Regions from separate parts of the Homo sapiens genome. Here region 2 is linked to region 1. The links are chromatin loops, found by intact Hi-C in ENCODE. Cell type or tissue: Calu3. All regions are shown on one strand. Links, peaks and the distances in the headings refer to the core of each region. The heading gives the core; the rest is flanking DNA.

Evidence for each region. A loop is a pair of places that touch in the nucleus more often than their neighbours do. Peaks named below come from ENCODE experiments on the same cell type or tissue, not always from the same donor. Only the 100,000 strongest peaks of a DNase experiment are listed, where the experiment ranks them.
Region 2: a loop joins it to region 1, with 2.4 times the contacts of the local background. A loop is called at or near these places in 5 of 110 quality-filtered maps.

What each region holds. Positions count from the first base shown.
Region 1 is chr12:93,139,929-93,151,546 of GRCh38, forward strand. The region is part of intron 3 of LOC643339 (a long non-coding RNA gene); the gene reads right to left. Among named protein-coding and RNA genes, the nearest start is that of LINC02412, 29 kb to the right of the region's middle. RefSeq lists a silencer at 2,005-2,165. In Calu3, for the core only: no CTCF peak of the experiment used is centred there; DNase peaks (open chromatin) are centred at 5,483 and 6,583.
Region 2 is chr12:93,191,719-93,203,336 of GRCh38, forward strand. The region is part of intron 3 of LOC643339 (a long non-coding RNA gene); the gene reads right to left. Among named protein-coding and RNA genes, the nearest start is that of LINC02412, 23 kb to the left of the region's middle. In Calu3, for the core only: no CTCF peak of the experiment used is centred there; a DNase peak (open chromatin) is centred at 6,593.

The sequences.
Region 1 (11,618 bases), core at 1,830-9,829:
TTCTTCAAAGCACCAGATCCCGAGAGCACAAAGAAATGAAATTCCACCTGGCTGGCAGGTCAGGGAGCAAGTTCTTTCCTGTAGTGAAGGGTGCGCCTGGTTTCCTCTCTGGACAGGGGATCCATCCATATTGTATAGTGCATTTCCTGGAAGTGCTGTCTTCTCTGAACGACAAGCAAAGCACAACACCTTAAGGATGTCATTATTTCATGGAAAGAGAGTTTCTGCTCAGAAACCAAAGCCACACCTAAAACCAGCTGAGCATAGGAGCACATGTTCAAATGGAGCACTGGGAAGTGGAATTAGCTTTCTATAACCTCACTGAAGCATCTGCCAAGATCAGACAAGGATGGGACTAGCTATACATTCTTCCCTGGAGTCCATCAAGCCACAGATTTGGGTTCACGGGGGCCTATCATGGTATTCATCCCACCTCCACCTACTCCCTACTGCACTCTGCAGATATAAAGAGTGGTGAAGTGGGAAAAAAAAAAAAAAAAACAACAAGACAAAACAAAACATCATAAATTTCAGAGTTCAACAGACCTAGGGTTCAAATTCCAGTGGGTCACTTCTAAACTGGGTACCTTTGGACAGACCATTTGCCCTTTCTGAGCTGCAGTTTTTGTATCTGTAAAACAGATAAGAGTTTCACAAGTTTGCAGAGGATTGAAGGAGAAAGTCTGTGTGGCAGTACCTGGTACAGGGTTATCATGAGTCCTTCTTTCCCTATCAGCAGGATGGTCTTGGCTGACTTTTTGTATTCATCACCCAAGCCCAAGGAGTGGACCCAGCTCAGGTCACTGCCACCAAGGGCAGCTCGTTTGTTGCCTTCTACCCCGTGCATCATCATCCAAGTTTTTGGGCCACACTTGGGGAGCCAAAGCCTTCTCCAAAGCTGAGGTCATAAAGCAGAAAAAGACAAAGCTCTGCTTTCAGAGAGCAGGTTTGGTTGGCAGTGAGCAAACCACCTCTCTATAGCCAATCTGCCCTTGGGTATGGGAGTGAGTCCCCAGTAAATCCAGCAAAAAGTGGCTGGCCCGCTCAGCCCTCCCACCTACCACAGCCACGCGCAACACCTGGACAAAGATCTAAGGCCTGGGAAGCAGCTTTGCCCAGCCTCTCCATCTCCGGGCACAGCCCCCTTGGGGCACAGCCTCAGGCAGGATGGAATATGACAGTCACAAGATTCACACCTCAAGCCACAAAACATATTCTTCTCCCAACGTCACCTGGCAGGTGTCATCGTAGTTGGTTTTATAGCTACAGTGGCAAACACAGTGTTTTCTTCACCTCTGTGTCACAGGAATGGCCACTGTTACTCTCCTCACTTTTAACCACTGGAGTATCTAGGGACATTTGTCAACAGGGTTTGTGGATATTGAGACTGACCGGATATTCATACATACATTTCTCTGTAACTCCATAAGCTGGCAACATAAGACCATGCAGAAACCAGAAATTTGGGGTCCATACATAATGGCTCCACACAAAATGTGTTTTGTCACAGAGTATAAGAATAGATAAACTAGTAATAGCAAACAATGTGCTAACTGTACTGCAGGCTCTGTGCTGAGCATGTCACTTTCTACAATTATTATTATCTCCATTTTACAAAAAAAAAAATCCCTTGAGTCTTCTTGGTGTGTTCTAGATATTAATTCTTTATAGGTTTAGATATTATAAATCTTTTCTCACTCTGTCACCTTTTTGTTAACTTTGCTTGTTGTATCTACCCTTTACAGAATTTTTAATTTTTAAAATATAGTCAACTCTATCAAATTTTCAACTTATGGCCAGGCATGGTGGCTCATGCCTGTAATCCCAACAATTTGGGAAGCCGAGGTGGGCAGATCATTTAAGGTTAGGAGTTTGAGACTAGTCTGGCCAACAAGGTGAAACCCTGTCTCTACTAAAAATTCAAAATTACCTGGCCATTGTGGCACAAGTCTGTAATCCCAGCTACTGGGGAGGCTGAGGCAAGAGAATGGCTTGAACCCAGAAGGCAAAGGCTGCAGTGAGATGAGATGGCATCACTGCACTCCAGCCTGGTCAACAGAGTGAGACTCCATCTCAAAAGATAATAATAACAATAATTTCAACTTATGGTTTGTGTAATGAGTACCTTCTTTAACACCTCTGATATTTTAGCTTTGTAATTTTACTTTTGCACTGAATTCCTCTTTGGCATATGCTTGAGATAGTGAACGAATGAGCTGTTTCTCCACTACCAAGTAGTAGGTTTTAGGCAATCCATCCCTTCCCCACTGATTGATGGTGCCATGTTTATCCCAAAGCAGGTTCCTATGTAGACTCAGGTCTGGCTCTCACTCTTTGCTCTTTCCCTAGATGTATTTTACTATGTTCTTGTTCCATACTGATTTTATATGGAAGGGTGAGTTCCTTCTCTTTGCTCTTCTTTTTCAAAATGACTTAGGCATCATGAACATTTATTCCTTCATATGAATTTTAGAGTAAGTATGTTGAAGTCCTAAAAAAAAGACTTGTAATAATTTTGTCTGAAATTACATTGAATGTATAGGTTAATTGTGAGGGAAATTAACATATTTATATTTCGAAGATGTGGTGTATATTTCTATGTATTCAGATCTCTTCAAAGCAACAACTGAGTTTTAAATTTTTCTTGGTAAGTTCTTTGATAGGTTATTTCCTACATACTTTAGAGTTTGGGAATCATATCTTATTTTTTAAAAAATATTTTTGAGATGGTTTTGATAAAGAATAATAATTCTTAGGCCAGGCACAGTGGCTGATGCCTGTAATCCCAGCACTTTGGAAGACTGAGGTTGGAGGATCACTTGAGGCCAGGAGTTTGAGGCCAGCCTGGGTAACATAGTAAGACCCTGTTTCTACAAAAAAAATTAAAAATTATCCAGGCATGGTAGTGGGTACCTGTAGTCCCAGCTATCCAGGAGGCTGAAGTGGGAGGATTGCTTTAGCCCAAAAGTTCAAGGTTGCAGTGTGCTGTGATCTCACCACTTCATTCCAGCCTAGGCAACTCTGTCTCAAAAAAAAAAAAAAAGCAAAACAAACAAACAGAAAAACAATAACAATTGTTTAAAAGTGATCAGGTATTCATCATCTCTGCTGAAGTCTCTTATTCTATTTAGTCTATTGATTAAATATGCTGATACAACCTTTTATTTCTTTTTTCTCTCCTTTTCCTTTTTTCTTATCTTCCTGTCTTGCCCAGAAACTGGGTAAGCGTTATATATATATATAAGAAGCACAAAAATACGCTTACTTCAAAAAATATATAAATGTGCTTACTCAAAAAAATATATATATATGCTAACTCCAAAAGCTAATAACTTATCGAACTTCTACTTGAACTTTATTCCCAAAGAGATGAACATATTGAAATAACATGATTAACCCACAAAGCTGATAAAGTGTCCATTGACTTAAATGTTCCTCCTTAGTTATGTGCCAAGCATTGTGCCTCTGTGTAACAGCAGCACAGAAATGGCAATATACAAAACAATTAACAGTTAACTGTTGCTAAACAGTAACAATGAAAGCAGGTTGTGTCTAAATTTTCTTTTAAATCCCATTGTGTGACCCTTTACAACTTTCAAATAACTTCCATACCCATTACACCATTTGTGTTTCATAAACACATATTAGTAGGGAGAACAGGTATTGGCTCATTTTATAATTAACATTCAATATGGTTGGGTTTTGGAGGATCAAAAACTAGAAAGGATCAAAATTCATATTCAGGTCTTTAAAGCTTCAAGTTCTCTCACTATAACAAGCTGATTTATATATAAACAAAATATATAAAACTACGTGATTCAATTCAGTAACACTGAATTTTCATTTAAATCTCATTCCATCCTGAAAAAGATGATCTGATATCATCCTATCATTTTTAAAGAAAACTGTATCAGCTGATATTAAACGTCTAAACATTTTCAAGGTGTAAGAGCCAGATGACCATATCAATTAGGGTTGTAATTCTACTAAGAATTTGGGTCTATACCATGGCAAAACAGTCAGTTAATTTGGTCAGTTTAGGTAAACAGGTCAGTTTTGTGGGAGGGAGGGAAATTGGGTAAGAAATATTCATCACATTAATTTTACTAACATTGCAATACAACTAAAAATGTTATTTGGTTGGGCATATTTAAACATTTAAAAGCTGCTGTAAAGATAATATTGTTACCTCATTTTTATAAGAAGAAAAAACTAAGTAAATCCATTTCTTGGGTGTGCAAAAATAGCCCAAGGGGAAGTGACAGACCTGTGAACAGAACTCATGAATTAAACCTGAGCTTGGTCTACCAGTTCTCTGTAATCAAGCCCCATGATTCACTCATGGAAATCAATGCCTCTTAAACTCACTGAATGACAGACACCTCAACAGACACACATCTGTGGATTCCCATAGCTCCTTTAAAAGTAACCATCAGGAAGCAATTAGGGAGTGCATCTGTCTCTAACAGTCAAGGTATTTTTCCTTCCATTTCTTGCATCTTCTCTTAGGGAATGTGTAACGGATCGTCCTCTCTTAATGGTGCTGTTACTTGGAATATACAAAGTATGCTGACTTGTGAAAGGGTCCCAGGCTTAAACAGCAGGAAAACACAAATAAAGCTGTATTCAAAGAAGATGAATCAAAGTATCTCAGAAGAGGAAACCAGAAAATTGTAATCTTTCTTAAATGCAGCTTTGTGAGCTGAGTAATAAAATACAATAATGTAACTAAGCAGGAGGCTTACATAACTGAAAAAATGAGGGGCAAGGAACTGTTCCAAATCCATTGTACTTATTAGAACCTCTGATTTCCTTTGAAATGGCACATGCAATAAAATTTACTGTGAGCTAGCTAACAAAAAAATCTCATTTTTATGGGAAATAAGTATTGTCAGAAAAACGAATAGATTCTATTTTAAATCCTGAAGATTATAAAATTGAGGTTTTAATAGATGAAGAAAAAAAAAGGCTCCAGAACAGAGGCATCATGGAGGCAGTGATTTCTATTTAATCTTTTATCTGTAAGAGAAAAAAAAATCACCTCAATTGAAACTAATATAGTTTTCTGTGGCAGAATATACCACGATAGCTAATAATGCACTGGCTGTCTGTATTAAGTGAATTTTCTTTTTGTTAAAAAAAATCAGTGCTTGTTAAGCACATGAACTGTGCAAGTTTATATCTGGCCAACTCCTGTCCCCGCACCTGTTCATTCAGGCATTAGCCCTAAGGACTTACAAAGCAAATGAATGTATCCGTAGAGCAATGGGTAAAAATAAACTGAACTATTCTTTTAACACTATCAAAAATGATCTGACCAAATAGAAGATCACATTTCACGAGGTAAAATAGCCAAATGAGATGTTTCCTCACGTTTTATGATTGGTTTGGCTTATTCACTGCGTATGAAATAGCTGACCTTCATTCCAGGAGAATGAGCAGCAACCAAATTTAATGCTGTTTGCTCAGGGGTTCAAATCTGGTTTAGCTGGTTTAATTGCCTCTGAGGCAAAGTTTCTAAATGTGCTACTGTTACACAGAGACCCAATGCTTGGCACATAACTAAGGAGGAACATTTAAGTCAATGGACACTATATCAGCTTTGTGGGTTAATCATGTTATTTCAGTGTGTTCATCTCTTTGGGAATAAAGTTCAAGTAGAAGTTCGATAAGTTATTAGCTTTTGCAGTTAGCATATATATATATTTTTTGAGTAAGCACATATATATATTTTTGAAGTAAGCATATTTTTGTGCTTCTTATATATGTATAATGCTTATTTTATATATATATAAAATATATATTATATATATAAATTATACATATATAAAATATTCTCTATAATAAGAAGTTCCCGGCTGGGTGCAGTGGCTCACGCCTGTAATCTCAGCACTTTGGGAGGCCGAGGCGTGTGGATCACGAGGTCAGAAGTTCAAGACCAGCCTGACCAACATGGTGAAACCCCATCTCTATTAAAAATACAAAAATTAGCCGGGTGTGGTGGTGCACGCCTGTAATCCCAACTACTCGGGAGGCTGAGGCAGGAGAATCGCTTGAACCTGGGAGGCAGAGGTTGCAGTGAGCCAAGATGGTACCACTGCACTCCAGCCTGGGTGACAGAGTGAGACTCAGTCTCAAAAAAAAAAAAAAAAAGAAGAAGAAGAAGAAATTCTCCAGGACAGACAATTATAAAATCAACTAGTACTGTCACTCCCTGGCTCACTATTCTTTAGCCATATTGGCAATGGATTCCTTGAAAAACCTAGATGTGGTTGACTGAATCATTGTTCACAATTTTTCACATCTTTCCTATATTAGATAATGTATCCACATTCATCTACATTCTTCCAAAATACCATCCGCTATGGGTAAAATATTTTCCCCATCCCACTGATTTTGGGCTGGGCCATGTGGCCTCCTTTAGCCAATGAAGTGTTCCTGAACATGTTAAGAGGCCTTAAATGTGCTTGTGTGATTCCATTTGGGCTCTTGTGCTCCTGTCATGTGCTATGTAAGAAACATGTTCCTGGAAGCTATTGGTCAACACAGAATGAGTAACACACAAGGGAGACCTGAACCCTGGAGTCCAGCCAAGCCCCACCAGTTGCAGCTGGCTCACAGACCCATGTGGAAGGAATAAATGCTTATTGTTTCAAACTAGAGTTGTGGATAGTTGGTTGTAGCACACTGCTATAGCAAAATGTCATCTCAGTGCCTCAGCACATTCCCTTCCCTCTACCAGAAATCATCTTCCACGACCACTCTTTGCCTAGTTAATTCCTACTCATGCTTCAGAATTCAGTTTAAATGTCTTGACCACAGGACAGATGTCACAAACCAGATTACCTGCCCCTTCACATCCTGGGTTTCCTATTTTGTGAGATTCATCACTTTTGCAATGTTTTGCTTCATGTCATTCAACTAGAATATAAGCTTCTTTAAGCGGTGGGACCACAGTATATTTTTCATTGGTATTATTCTTAGCACACGACACACAATGCTAATACAAAGTAGATTTAATAAATATTTGTTACCTGATTTTTAAAAAAGGCCATGTGGTTCTACTACTTAAGAGTTAGAAAAGAAACTTAATTTGTATGAGTTTTGGTTTTCAGCAACTATAACATGAACACAATAATACCTATCTCCTAAAACAGTGAGGATTAAATAAACCAACCATTAAATTTAATGAATTTGAGGAAAGACTTGTAAGTATCTGACACATGGGTGCATAAAAGGCATTTGACAACTGACAGCTTTTATTATGGTTGGAAAGATAAATATATTTGCCCTCTGTCTAAGAACTTGATTTATTTTAAAGAGATATTTTTGCAACTCAAAAAAGAAAAAAATCAGATTAGGTTGCAACTTATGATTATTTAATTTGGACATTTCAAAGTATCCTGTTTACTTCCCAGGCTCTGAGTCCCTTTTAGAAGCACTTTCAGGTAGAATTCAGCTAAGAAGAAACAGGTTGGCGATTGATACTTGGTTTATTTCAAACATTTGTCATTAAATGACTCTATCCTTTTAAAAAAGAATGAAATTCATTTTTGCTATTTATGTTTATTTCTATTTGTATTCCTTCCCACCATTTTTGCTATTTAAAATTTTTTCCCTGCTTAATTAATTTTTTAGAGTTGGCACTTACTTATTTTCAAAATGTTTTTCTTCATTCCTACAAATAGCTTTTGGAATAGGATTTTATACAACCTAAATCAGTTTTTTTCTTTTGCCAAAAACAATATGTATCCACTACAAAAAAATTAGAAAATACAGGTAAGTGTAAGGAAGGAAGATTTAAATGTTTGTAATCCTGCCACCCAGAGATATCCACTGAACATTCCTCCAGATAGTTTGATTCAAATGCATATATTTAATAATGGTGGAATTATGTTGTACATTTGCCCTTTTGAAGTTAATATTTCATTTAATTACCACAATTATCTTTCTATGCCAATAAATATTCATCTACATCTTTTATTAGTAGCCTTCCATCATAACATCATTTACCTGAGCAATTCCCTATTGTTGGAAATTTAGTACATTTTACTTTTTTCTTTTACTGTTATCAGCAGTATCTTCATGAATAAGTGAAGAGATAAAAATGAGTTACTCAAACCTTTAGAAAACACCACTTAATGGGGTCTTGCAGTTCAGAGCAGAACAGATCATTATCCCAACTGTAATCCAACCCTTTCCTTGCATTTCTTATTGTGAGTCTAGGACCATCATTGGAAAATAATCAAGTTTGGTAGGTGGGCTAAACTAGAATCAGAGAATTTGAGGCAACACTTTCATTTCTGGTCTCAATAATGAATGTGTAAACCAGAACCTACAAATCGACTCATGATCAAAAATATCATAACAGAAAGCAGGAATTCTGAAATGGGAATAAAGGAAAGAGAAGGAGACCTACAGACCACTGTTGCTCTCCCTATCTGCGGCTACCACGTCCATATTTGTTTTGACAAACACTCCTTTACCACAATCGGGTCTCTGGTATCATAAGCACTGACTTTCCCATTTTACAGATAAAGGCACTGAGGCACACACAGAGGGGCTGACAACAGTGTCCACAGTGCCACAGTTAGTAGCACAGCCAGGGTCTGAGCCTGTGTGTTCTGCCTCACAGACAAGTGCTCTTTTCATGCTCACAGAGTTCTCAGTAATACTGGGAATTATTCAGAAGAGGGAACAGGACGCAATGCAGCAGGGAGATTAGCAGAAACATAATTCTCCTGAGAGTCAGCATGGAGGTATTTGTTAGCTACTCAACACTGGTCTAACATCCTCGGTAAGAGGATCATAAATACCTCTATCCACCTCCCTAGGGCAATATGAGCATTATTGCTTATTTAGAAATTTGTCCCTGTAAGAGCTTTGATATTCTCAAAGGAAAGGTGCTGCCAAAAAGTGAAAATATTTTCTATGCTTCCACTATGCACGTGAGAGAAAGGAGATTTGGATCAGGTAAAAGAAGTATTGTCAGGCACATAAATTCTTTATCTAATCATATTAGGATAATACTCCTGAGCTCCTTGAATGGAGGCATCATGAGTACCTGCTGCGCTTAGCACATACCTTACAAAACACTGAAAATCTTACTCAACACAATCAGAACTGCTCATTAATGAGCTCATCAGTAATGTCAGTCAAGAAAAAAAAAAGGGGATACATTTATGTTGTAAATGTAATCAGTCGACAGGTTCTTCCCGCCTGATGCACAGAAGAAATCAATTCACTGACACCATGGTATCGGAATAAAGGATGAGTTTAGTTAATGCAGGGCTGCCCAGTGGAAGGACTGGCGTTATCACTCAAGTTGGTCTCCCAGAAGGCTCAGAGGCTAAGGTTGTTCAAGGATAGTTTGGTGGGCCAGGGACTAGAGAATGGGTGTTCCTGACTGGTTGGGGATGCAATCAGAGGAATGTGAAAAAATTATCTTCATGTGCTAAGTCTGCCTCTGCGTGAGGGCCACAGGACAGGTTGAGTCATGAGTCACAAGTCCAGGTGGGGTTAGTAGATTGCCAGAATGCAAAACCCTGAAAGACATCTCAAAAGACCAATCTTAGGTTCTACAATAATGATGTTATCTATAGGAGCAATTGGGGAAGTCATAAATCTTGTGACCTCTGGCCACATGACTCCTTAGCAGTAAGAGATGATAGAAACTCTGCCTATACCTTAGCAGAATCCAGGCCCCTTCCATAATCCTAATCATGTGGCTTTTCATTAGTCTTGCAAAGGCAGTTTCAGCCCCTGAACAAGGAGAGGATCAGTTTTAGGTAGGTACTATTATGATCCTTGTTTCAAAGTTAAACTATACACTAAATTCCTCCCATGGACAGCTTGGCCTACACCTGGGAATGAATGAGGACAGCCAGCCTGTGAGGCTAGAAGCAAGATGGAGTCAGCCATACTAGACTTTTCTCACTGTTGTAATCTTTGCAAAGGTGGTTTCATAAACATTGTATTTTATTTTATTTTTTAATCTTTTTAAGATGGAGTCTTGCTCTGTTTCCCAGGCTGGAGTGCAGTGGTGTGATCTCAGCTCACTGCGACCTCCATCTCCTGGGTTCAAGTGATTCTCCTGCCTCAGCCTCCCAAGTAGCTGGTATCACAGGCATGCGTCATCACACCCGGCTAATTTTTTTTGTATTTTTTAGTAGAGGTGGAGTTTCACCATGTTGGCCGGGATGGTCTTGAACTCCTGACCTCAGGTGATCTACCCACCTCAGCCTAGCAAAGTGCTGCAATTACAGGAGTGAGCCACCGCACCTGGCCCATAAACATTATATTTTAAATTAAATAAATATAAATGTATTTACCAAACTGGTGGAAGGCCATGGTTCTTTCCCTCACTATAGATTCACTGGCAAGGGTCCAATACCACCTTTTCTGGCCTAAACCACACCCATAAGATCTCATTTTTCATTTCCAACTTTTCTTTCTTTGTAGGGGGTCAGAACTTAAAGACACTCATGAGCAAAATACTGTAGAGTTTATTATTTTTCCTAATCTCTTACTGTTAACTAATTTAACATTAGTCTTTCCAAAGCATTCCATTTAAATGTCATTTTAATAATTCTCTCTCTCTTCACCCTCATGTTATTAAAGTAATATTAAAGTAAATAGCATAATTTTAATAACAAGTAAAACCAGCACAAATATGTCAGGGAACAAACAATTCTGATTCTCATAAAGCACAAAACTCAACTCCTCAAAGAAGAAAGGGATCAGTGAGGACAGATGGACAGCTCTGTTCAGTGTGTTTTGAGCACCAGCCCAAGCCTTACAGAGGGAATGGATGCTGGTTCCCTCTATGAATCTCTTAAGTAGAAGTTGGTTTAAAGAGTGCCCACCATAGTTTTTTTTTTAAATTAGTTAATTATTAATATTAAACAGTGTATTTGTGGACAATGACAGGTGACAGTCCCAGGTAGGAGTTTAAATCATATGTATCCATTCATACTCAAAGTTTTAAAATCCCATCCTCCCTACCCAAATAAATTTCCAGAGTCTGTCAACTTGCCTGTCTACATAATAGATATGAATTCACATTATCCTGCTCGTAGGACCATAAAAGACCCAGTTACTCACCAGGGAAGCCTCTTAAGATGAGAGGGAAGAGCTAGAAGAGCAAATTAAATCTCAACTTTTATTTTCTTCCTACTACTTACAAACATTGTAAGCTTTCTTATTATTTCTTATTTTCTGTCTCCCAACTTTGGAAGGTAAGTTCTGCGAGAGGAAGGATTTCATCTCCCTCACCTACCTCTGTATTCTTGGCACACTTAGAAGAGTGCCTGGCACAGAGAAGTTACATAATAAATGTTTGTTAAGTGAATGATTGATTTAATCCAGGTAAACACAACATGGATGTTTGCTACACAAATTTGATCCCACTTAATGGTTAACTTTTTGTTTTTCCATTTTTTAAATAAATTTCTACACTGTTAGAAATTTTTCAAATTTCTTGGCAAAAATATACCATGCAAAAGGCTAGCCAGATTTTAATCTTGTCTAAATCAGGTCAGAAAAATCACTTTTATTCCAGAAAACACAAAGGGCAAAGTACAATGGCCAGAGCTGTATAACAGCTACACTCACCAGGT
Region 2 (11,618 bases), core at 2,027-10,026, 52 kb after region 1:
TCATTTTTTTTTCTCTGCCAGATACTTCAAAGATTCTCTTGCAAAAAGAAGGAAATAAATTTATTTTCCTCTTGGATCCAAATTCACATAAATGATTCTGTTGTAAGATGAAGAAAATTGATTGCTTCAATGGCAAATAAGATACTTTTTTAATTTAAAAATTTAGTACTAAGGAAATCATGTGCCAGGGAATTCTCAAAACATTTTGAGAGAGGTTGAGAATCCCGGTATGATGAGATGATGATGTTACTCATGCACATATTCCCCCGCTTTCTTTTTCAAGCCTGCAAGTGTCAAGACAGAGTTAATCCTTATTTTTGACTCAGTCACACGCAAATGCGTTCTTCTCTGAGCTGGTCAGTGGCCAGTATCCTCTTGAACCTTTGGTGGAATTCAGGTCCGTGAATGATGCCAGGAACAAGAATTAGGATCTGATTCTAGGACTTTATAATGACTCACTCGGTACCTTTGTCCAGTAACAATAGAAAAATGACTCGGTTGCTCTATCCATGAAACTAGGGCAGTGATGCTGGCTGCCTGCCTCACACAGGGTTGAGGGGAAACCAGGCTTACAAAATGACAGAGGTCTCCGGAGCACGGGCATCACATGGGAGGAGGTGGGGGTATCTTCACAGAGCCAGAAGACAACAGAGGGGGCAACCTGACACAGAACCAAAGGAGGTCCTTGAACCCTGCCACACCAGCCTGGGTGGAGGGTATTCTGTATACACTGTATACACTGGAGAACATGGAATGAAGTCAACTTACATCTTTTGTCTTTCTGGAGACCATCTTTTTACTTTCACACATTACTCATGGATTAAGAAGAAAAGTGGTGGCCATGACATTTTCTAACATTTTCTGGTATCCATTATCTTGTTCGCTTGGCCATACAGTGCTTCTTATACTCTAGATTTTCAGATTCTAGACAGTATGTTCATTAAAAGCAGGAATTAAAATTGACATATAGATATACATAGACGTGTGTGTGGTGGGTAAGGTGCCTGGCACTCAATATAAACACTGGATATAATAAATGAGTGAATTCCTACACACAGAAAAACACAACACACACAAACACAAATAAGTCAGCATTTTTCCAGGACCCAAGCCACAAGGAAGAAGATTTGGGGAGTGGGAGACTTCTGCTGCCAACCTCATTCCTGCCTGTATTATTTAGGATATAAATACCATTGCAGTAAAGGAGACTGAGTGACCATAACTTAAACAAAATAGAAGTTTGTTTTTCTCTCATATAACATGGCTGCTCTGTGGTATCACAACCCCAAGTTCCTTCCACCCTTCTTAGAGTGTTATCTCCATCTGCATGGTCCATGTAGCTCACCGCAGCATCTGCATCCCAGCTGATAGAATAAGGAAAGGAAGGAGAGCATATCTTCCCTTTCAAAAAGGCTGTATTTCTTGGGCCAGAACTTAGTCACATGACCACATCTAGCTGCAAGGGAGGCTGGGAAATGTAGTCTTTATTCTGAGTAGCTGTAGATCCAGTTGAAAAATAAGCATTGTCTTAAAAAAATAAAAAATAAATAAATATTGGGGGAAGTAACTGTCCCTGTCACACTGAAAAAATAAAAGCACAAAGATGTAGGTTTCTCAGAATCACTAGAAAAATTCCCAGTAAACCTAGGACTAGTACTAGGCTGGGTGCAGTGGCTTGCACCTGTAATCCCAGCTACTTGGGTGGCTGAGGCAGAAGGATGGCTTGAGGTCAGGAGTTTGAGACTAGCCCAGTCAATATAGTGAGACTCTCATCTCTAAAATATAAATTAGCCAGTCATGGTGGCACACATAGAACAAGATCCTATCTCTAAAAAGGAAGTAGCTAATACTTAGTTGGTCTCACAAGCATGTCAATCTACTAAGCAGATGTTCACTCCAGAGAAAGACAGTTCTCAACTTCTTACATTTGCCTTTTAAACAATTTACACTTTCCTCTATTAATCTCTGATAAATTTAAGCTTCATTTCCCATACCAAATTTGGGTTTTCATACTGCAGGTAGAATTTTATATTTTCTGACCTCTAGGAGAATAAATGCCCAACCTGATCACCACACATACAAGGCTAGAAGATGAATACATTTGGTGTGAAATCAGAGATCTGCCAGCATTCAGCTTGGGAAATAAGAATAAAAAGCCAAGGAGCCTGTCCAGAATAGGTAAGGTTACGAATGATCAGACAACCTAATAGTGATAATTAACGTAACCATAACATAGTTAAAATCTATGGAGGACTTACTTTGCATCAAATGCTTTGCCCACATCATTTTATTTAGAATTTTCTTTTAATGTTGGAGGGTGTATTAGTCTATTTTCATGCTGCTGATAAAGACATATCCAAGACTGGGCAATTTACAAAAGAGAGAGATTTATTGGATTTACAGTTTCATGTGGCTGGGGAGGCCTCATAGTCATGGTGGAAAGTGAAAGGCACATCTCACAAGGTGGCAGACAAGAGAAGAGAGCTTGTGCCGAGAAACTCCTGTTTTAAAAACCATCAGCTCTCCTGAGACCCATTGACTATCATGAGAATAGCACCAGAAAGACCGCCCGATGATTCAACCATCTCCCACCAGGTCCCTCCCACAACATATGGGAATTATGGGAGCTACTAGATGAGATTTGGGTGGGGACACAGAGCCAAACCATATCAGAGGGCTATCCTGTTACTAACCCTATTTATAGTCAAGGAAATGGGCTTAGAAAAAAGTTGAGGAACTTGACCAAGATCACACAAATACCAATTGACAGAGCCTGGACCTTAACTCAAGAATCTAACTCTACTGTTGGTACCTGAAATCACTGATCACTGTGGAGTCTCAATTAAAGAAAAAGACAGGCTGGTGGGAGCAGGGAAAAGCAACAAAAAAAGGCAAATACACTATAAGTCTGCCTTTCTTCATGGTCCAGGACATACAGACCTCCTGTGCAAATAATTCATAATCTTCCTGTGTCCAGCTATCACCAGACCCTCAGCTAATACAAAAAATGCAAGTTAGCTCCCTGCAAACTTGGTATTAGCAGTACTGCACGTAGCATTCTGCAGCCCAAAACCGTCCTATAAAATCTCCAGCAAGCCTTTGTCTCCTGGCAGTCAGCTTCTGTTCTGCTGATTTGCCCGTTGCTTTCTTGCAATGTATTTTCATACTTTCTCTAATAAATTTACCTTTCTTTATCTACAACTGTCTTGGTAAATTCTTTTACCTCCACGCCACTGGCCCAGATAATCATCACTCCCCAGCAATAATCTCTACCACTACGCTGATGGCAAGGAGGACAGTGAGCAATGTCCCACGCATCCTTCCCGCCCACCATCACATGGATAGGTATCAATCTTGTTGTTCATCCTATCTGGGAGTATTGAGTTTGGTGACCTAAAAAAGAATATAAAAGTTCCAACCATCAGTATTTAAGAAGTGATCTCAGAAATTTACTTAAATCTCCACATAACCTTTGTAAAACAAAAAAATCCAGAAAAAAATTGAAATATATTAAAAGAGACTTCAAACTTTGATGAAAATGTTTTGTAATTACTAAAGTTTACAAAATCTACACTATTGCAGATGGTCATATCTACAAACTACTCTTTTATGGCACTTACTGCTATTGGAATTCATCACGTAATAATTTGTGTAAGTTTACCTTGCCAGTGGAGAGAAGACTCCAAGAAGGTGTTTGTTCCTAAATCGGGAACAGAATAGGTGTCCAATAATTATTTACTGAGTGAATCAATGTTTTTCTTTCAACATATCTTTTTAGAATTATTTGCCACTTATTAGAAATAGTTAATATAAATAATTATATTATTAGATGTTGCTGTGCTTCAAAATTTGATACTAAGAGCTTGCACTATAAAAAGTTTTGCTTAATCCGTGTTAACTTATCACAGGAATTTAATATCCCACTGACTTGTGTGTGTCTGTGTTCCCTGTGGGATTTCATTTCTATTAATAAGTTTGTTTACTGGACTACTTTTTGCCCCCAACATTTCGTGTGGTCGGTTTTAAATTTGACACTGCTGGATATGAAGGAGTCAAGTCATTAAGAACTCAAACTGCTTTAGAACATGGTAATTATGCTCCAAGTGGAATGAACCGTGGATCCATCTGACTTTAATAAATCCATTCTTGAAAAGAAATCTCTTCTCCCTGAGATATATAATTAATGTAACATGAAGTCTAAAACTAAATTTCTCCCCAGAAATTCCAGGTGAAAATTTCAGGACACTTTTTACCCTAGAATTTTGATTCTTCGTCACATAGGCAGACAGATTCTTACTAAGTATGCACAAATGCTTAACGGGCCCAAGAGACTTTGACTTCCTTAAGGTTTTCTAAATGGTTGCTCTCTCAAATGCATGTTCATGTTACTGTTTCCTTTTGTGAGCAAGCCCTCCCTCCACAGCTCCCTCTCAATCCAGCCTTTCAGCTGCAGGATTGTAAAGAACTGAGGATTCCCCAATGTGAGAATTGACCAAGAGTTTATATACCCCACTACCTTTTATAGGTTGTGGGAGCCATTCGTCTCAAAAGGAGAACAGCGCCCTGGTGTCTTTGTGAGTTTGCATCAAGGGCTCCTCACTGAACAGAATGTTTGCTAGAAAAAGACATGCAGATTGGTTAGCTAGTTTTTTTCCATGAAGATTTCCCCCCACCCCAACTTTTTATTTTGAAAATTTTCAAGCCTACAGAAAAGTTGAAAGCACAGTTCAATGAACACCCATAAACCTTTCACAAAGATTAATCAGTTGTTAACATTTGTCATGTCCCAAAGAACATTTTCTACCTCTTTACATATCTGTATGTGTGTGCTTACAAATATAGAAACAGGGTCTTGCTATATTGCCCAGGCTGGAGTGTAGTGGCAATTCAGAGCCCCAAGCATGGCTCACTACAGTCCCAAACTCCTGAGCTCAAAAGATCCATGATCTTCACCTTCCTGAGTAGCTAAGACTACAGGCATGTGCCACACACCCAGCGTGTGTCTGTGTGTGTATGTGTGTGTGTTATTGAACCATTTGAAAGTAAGTTGCAGGAATCATGATGCTATACCCTTAAATACTTACTCTTATTTGTCCTAAAAAAAAGGATACTTTCCTACATAGTTATAATATCATTGTCATACCCAAGAAACTTTCCTTTGATTCAATAACATTATCTAATATACAGTCCACAATCACATTTCCCCAGTTGTTCTATAATGTATTTTACAGTTGGGTTTTTTTAGGGGAGTGCCTATCTGTATTCATTCAAGATTCATGCATTGCATTTAGTTATCATGTACATTTAGTCTCTTTTAATCTAATTCTACCTACCTCCAGCCCTGCCTTTTTGGTTTTGCTCTGTCCTTTCAAGTTTTTTGAAGAGTTTAGGGCAGTTGTCTGGCAGAATGTGCCCTAATCTGGTTTTATGTGATTGTTTCCTTGTGATTCAATTCTGCTTAAGCAATTTTGGCAAGAATGATACAATGAGATGCTGTTCCCATGAACTTTGAATAAACTCAAGGACAGGGATTTTACCAAGCCTGAGTGATCAGATTCAAAGAGGCTTAAAAAAAAAGGCATTTTTGAAGATGAGAATTTAGTAAGTATATGGCTCTTCATAGCAGGGTGAGATGTCCCAAGCAAAATGAAAAAATGGAGCTTCTAAGATTAGTGTCCAAGATTATTCATGACTTGAAAGAGGCCCTTGTTATGTCAAATCTAGCAACCTTTGTTGAATCATCAGGACTGAGATTTGGGCAGAGTCAACCTCTGCTGTTGTAAAGTGGATAATTACTAACTTGGTGCAATTTCAGGAATGCAGAGGCCACTCTTCCCCACTCAGCTACACTGCCTCCATTATGGGAGTGGTGACGCCTGTCTGCTATTATTAAAGATCAGAGCTGCTCTCTAATGACTATCTACTATATGTCAGGCCTTGTGCTTAGTGGTTTATTAATCTGTTCCTTACAAAAACCTCATGAGGTAAACATTATTATTCCCATTTCCTAGGTGGGAAAGTGAGGCTTAACAATGTAACTTCCCCAAGGACCCAAGCAGCTAATTTAAGATGTGAACCAAAATCTCCCTCCATAACTAAAGTTCCATAATTCCATGTTCCATGTGATGCTCCTCTATTCCCCAGTCCCAGTCTTACCTCATTCCCTAAATGGCTTTTCCTTCTCTCTCTAGAGCATACATTACACTGGACATCTGATTACCCCATTTTATGCCAATAGATCCTTCTACAAATGCTAACCATTATTGTGTGTGCCAGGTCCAGTTTGTGCCAGGCACCTTGCTGAATGCTCTACACACCCAAACTCATTTACTCTTCCCAAGAACCCCAGAAGGAAGGTGTGCATCAGTAATGTCCTGTGACCACTCTGATAGTAGATGGCAGAAAGAGAATCTGAACCAGATCTGACTTCAAGCCTGAGTTCCTAACAAAGATAGGAAGAACAAGGCAACCCCGGATGATACAGTAGCCAGACACTTGCTAGTAAAGGCCAGAACACTGACTCACTAAGCTCTGAACTCCTCTGCCCCCATGCTGCCAGGGGCACAACCCCAACAGACTGCCCAGCACACTGCCCTAATGGCCATTGACTCATCTGCTCCAACGAGCAAGTCACTGCACAAAACTCCTCCCCCACAGAAAGGTGTTGGTCCTCCGGCATTCAGAAAGAACCAGGAGCCAACATACCACTCACAGGAAGAAAACGCACACACTGTCTCTATTTGTTATTCCTCCTACACAAACTCTTTAAAATGATTGAGTTTAATAAAGGAAGATGTTTCCCTGCAGCTGTAGAGAGGAAATGTTCTAAAGTAAAAATCAGAACACAGTCTGACTAGGATCACTATGCCTATAGCAAGGATGTCCTCAAGCGGGGAAAATGAACTCGGCTAAATGCATCCAGTCTGTTCCTCTGGCCCTTCTAATGAGCAGGACCTGCAGAAGGCGAGGAAGGTTATGGTCGCACCCATAAACACCTCTTGGAGGCACCTGCCTTATCCATGCCCCGTTCTTTCACAAGTGCACCCCACTCCCGACCCCACTTCCCTGACAAAGCTGACAGCACCAACAGTAGACGCCTGTTAGGGCATCTTTCCTAGATTCTCTCCTAGAGACTGGTATTTAGCAATTCCTGCTCTTGAAGGTTCTTGAACTTAGAGCAGTAGAAAGGCCAGGAGGAAAAGCCAGTCTTGGCTGAGCAGAATAAAGCAGCCTCAGTGAGAGATGAGATGAGAGACAGACACGAGCCCAGGTGGACCCGTCACAGCCCCGTCTCAACACCGCCCAGTGAATCTATCACACATGCCTAGTACATTTGTCTCCCCATTTCCAAAATGAACATTCTCCTCTCTTGAAACCCCAGCCCACCCATGCCCGCCCTACCCTTCCTTTGAGTCCTGAATTGTATTCCTTATTGCCTTCTCCGGGACTCCTCTGTCATAATTATGCCCCCTCATGGATTATTCCCATGAACATAGAGTAATACTGCCCATCTTTTAAAAACAACCTCCAGCTGGGCACCATGGCTCATGCCTGTAATCCCAGCACTTTGGGAGGCTGAGGCAGGTGGATCACTTGAGGCCAGGAGTTAGAGACCAGCCTGGCCAACATGGTGAAACCCCATCTCTACTAAAAATACAAAAATTAGCCAAGTGTGGTAGCACAAGCCTGTAAACCCAGCTACTCAGTAGGCTGAGGCAGGAGAATCGCTTGAACCCTAGAGGTGGAGGTTGCAGTGAGCCAAAATCGTGCCACTGCACTCCAGCCTGGGTGACAGAGAGAGACTCCATCTTAAAACAAACAAACAAACAAAAACACACACAAACAACCTCCCTTTTCCACACATTTTCTTCTAGCCTCCACTTCATTTTCTGCTCCTCTTCAAAGCAAAGAGTTGTCTCTATTTACCACCTTCACATTTTAAAAAATTTTCTATTCTGTCTTCAGTCCACTTTAGCCAAGCTTCTTTCCCAATCACCTTGTTGAAGTCAAAATTAAAATATAGAGACAAATCTCTACAAGTAATGTTTTCTTTGGCAAGAAAGGATCCCAATGTGGGGTGTACACACAGTCTGGTTGGTTTTTGGTATGTCCAAAGAACAAATAGAAGGTTGGGGATTTTATAAAAAAGAGAGAGGATTGTTATGTGTGGTCCTGAAAGAAAGTTCATTGTGATTAGCAAAGATTTGGGGAGCTGGCAAGCTCCAATTGGTGGGCGAGGGTGGTGGGCAAAGTTAGTCCTAGAATTGCAGCAAGTTATCTTAGCAGCTGTAGATAAAACTGGTTTCAGGTTACAACCAGCAGTTTCAGCTGCTGGGCTTGCAGAAAGTAACATTTCTAGAGCAAGTTGAGCATGACAAGAATGACCCAATTCATATGATCAACTTTCACGACCCCATGAAGACTGGTGTCATTAAGGTTACTAATGGCTTTGATGTTTGCCTAATCTAAGGATCACACACTAGTCCTTTCTCACTTGGATGGCCTGCAGCATTTGACAAAATGATGATCATTTTCTCCCATGCAAGATTTGCATGACACTCCCTTCTCCTGGCCTTCCTTCTCCTTTTCTGCCTCCTTTTCCATCGCCTTTACTGTGTCCATCTTCTCTTGTTCTCCAAATATTGAGGGAAGGGAGAGTGAGGCAGGAAAGGAAGGAAAACAAACACAATGTTGCATCCCTGAGCTGGCTTTCTCTCAGGATCATGCATGGCCAGTTACTCCATGTCCCAGGACTTTTCGTCCAAGAGACCACAGGAATGACCACATCTGAGCACTGGCTGTCCAAGGAGAGGAAGAGGGAGGAATTTATCCACCAGCTCCCATTCCCCAATGGTCAAAAGTTTACTCCACAGGGTGTTAACTCCTCCTCACTTCTCAGTCACTTCTACAGAGGCATTGAGCACGTTTCTGTCATCAATAAGAAATCCCCGAGATGGAAAGTGACACCCACAAAAGGTCAGTGGGAGCAACACAGAGCCAGCCACAGAGGCAGAACAAATCTGCAAGGCCCCTGAGGCACGTGAGCCTGAGAGCACCTGGAGTAGCTCATGACAGGTGTCTATGACACCCCAGTCCTCTGTGCACAACGCCAGACTTGCCAACTTCACATTTCCTCATGAATGTCTAATAGGTATGTGAAGCTGAACGTGGCCAAAAGAGAACTTTTCTTCCTCTATTCCCCAACTTGCTCTTCCTATATCTTCCCTATCTTGGTCAGTAACATCTTAATCCAGCTAGTTGCCAACCTAAAAAGTGAAGGGTTACTATAGACCCCTCTTGCATCCTCACCCCACTCATCTATCAGTAGGTCTTGTTGGCTCCAGCTACAAAATGTATCCCAAATCCATCCACTTCTCCTGTCTATACTACAACCAACCTAACCCTGCCCATCACCATATCTCAGATAGATTCTGCTTTTCTTAACTGGTCTGCCTGCTCTTTGTCCCTCTAAAACACAGTCTCCACACAGTTGCAACCAGAGATACTTTCTTTTTTTTTTTTTTTTGCAACATCTCATTATTTAAAAATTTCAAGCATATATAGAAGTAAAAAGAACAGTAAATCAAAACCCCCACTACCCACCATTAACAAGCATCCAATCATGGCCAATGTCATTCACCTCTATCTCTAATTTTGAGGTAAATCTCAGATATTACACCATTTGGTCTATAAATGATCTGATTTTGCATATGTTTGCGTCTCTTAAAGATAGGAACTTTAAAAATAACCACATCTAAGGAAAAAATCAATAAAAATTCCAATTAAAAAAACACAAAGTGTTTTTTTTGTTTTTTTTTGTTTGTTTGTTTGTTTGTTTTTTGACAGGGTCTCATTCTATTGTCCAGGCTGAGTGCAGTGGCACAATCATGGCTCACCCCAGCCTCGACCTCCTGGGCTCAAGCAATCCTCCCTCTTCAGCCTCCCGAGTACCTGGGACTACAGGCATGTGCCACCACACCCAGCTAATTTTTGTATTTTTTGTAGAGACAGGGTTTCACCATGTTGCCCTGTCTGGTCTCGAACTCCTGGCCTCAAGCTACCCACCTGCTTCAGCCTCCAAAAGTGCTGGGATTACAGACATGAGCCACTGCACCTGGCCCAGAATGGTCTTTTCAAAAAGTAAAGCAGAACATGTCATTTCTTTGTGAAAACCTTCCCGTGGCTTCCCATCATGCTCTGAACAAAGCCAAACTCCTTCTTAAGACTGCTTTCACATGGCTCCTGCCTATGCCTCTGGTCTCATTTCCAGCCAGGCTCTCCCTGTCCGTGCACACCAGCCACCTTCGTTCTTCCCTGGGAGCCCTTATTCTAGTCGTTCTCTCTACCTAGGAGGCTCATTCCTGTCATCTTCCTATGCTTGGCTCCTTCTTGTCACTCAGGTCTCAGCTTATATAAGGACATCTCTTATCACCTGTGTCAAGTAGCCACCCAGCCCTCGCCACATGACTCTACTCTAATTCTCGCCATAGTCTTTTGCCCATGACATTTCCAGTGTGTCCTGGACAGGTTTACTCTTATTGTCAAGCATGACTATTAATAGCACCTCATTCACTCTCAAAAGTAGGCAACAAGGCTGGACACGGTGGCTCATGCCTGTAATCCCAGCACTTTGGAGGGCCAGGGTAGGAGGATTGCTTGAGCCCAGGAGTTCAAGACCATCCTGGGCAACATGGTGAAACCTCGTCTGTACAAAAAATACAAAAATTAGCTGGGTATGGTGGCACATGCTTGTAGTCCCAGCTACTTGGGAGGCTGAGTGGGAGGATCCCTTGAGCCAGGGAGTTTGAGGCTGCAGTGAGCTGAGATCACACCAATGAACTCCAGCCTGGTGACAGAGCAAGACCCTGTCGCAGAAAAAGAAGTAGGAAACAAATTTTATGATCACTCTACTTATAAGAAACTTATTTTTATTTGACTTTGACTAGCTTATCACCTATCTCCTTCTATGAGGATATAAGCTCTTTGACAGGAGGTCTCTCTGATTAGTTCTTTACTGTATCTACAGTACTTGGCTCATAGGAGATGCTTGATAGGTATCTGTGGAAGGAAGGAAGAAGGAGGGAAGGAAGGAAGCAAGGAAGGTAGGAAGGAAGGAAGGAAGGAAGGGAGGAAGGGAGGAGGGAGGGAGGAAGGAAGGAAGGAAGGAAGGAAGGAAGGAAGGAAGCAGGGAAGGGCATGAGGAAGGGAGGAGGGTGGGTGGGCTCAGGCCCTGACTTTTCAGTTCCTGGTTTCAGACATCTTTTGTAGTACGTACTGGGCTTCCATAATCTCCCGTTAAAATTCCTGTTTTGCTTAACATAGATGGAATGGTTTTCTGTGAGTTATAACCAAGCAATTCTTGACACCTGCTGATTTCTTTTAATAAATTGTCCACTTTCCTCTTCATGCTATACTTTACTTCTAGTGAATTGCTTTATTTAATAAAGAAAAAGAAACTTTTATCAGCACCATCCTTTTAAAAAGTGTTTTCTTTAATCGTAAGCTGTTGAGAAGTCTGGAATTGCAAACAAACAATCCTAATACAAGGTAATTCTTTCTGCTCCAAAATCTACAATAAATATTAGTGACACTGGCAATAAAGCTTCAGATCCTGATTA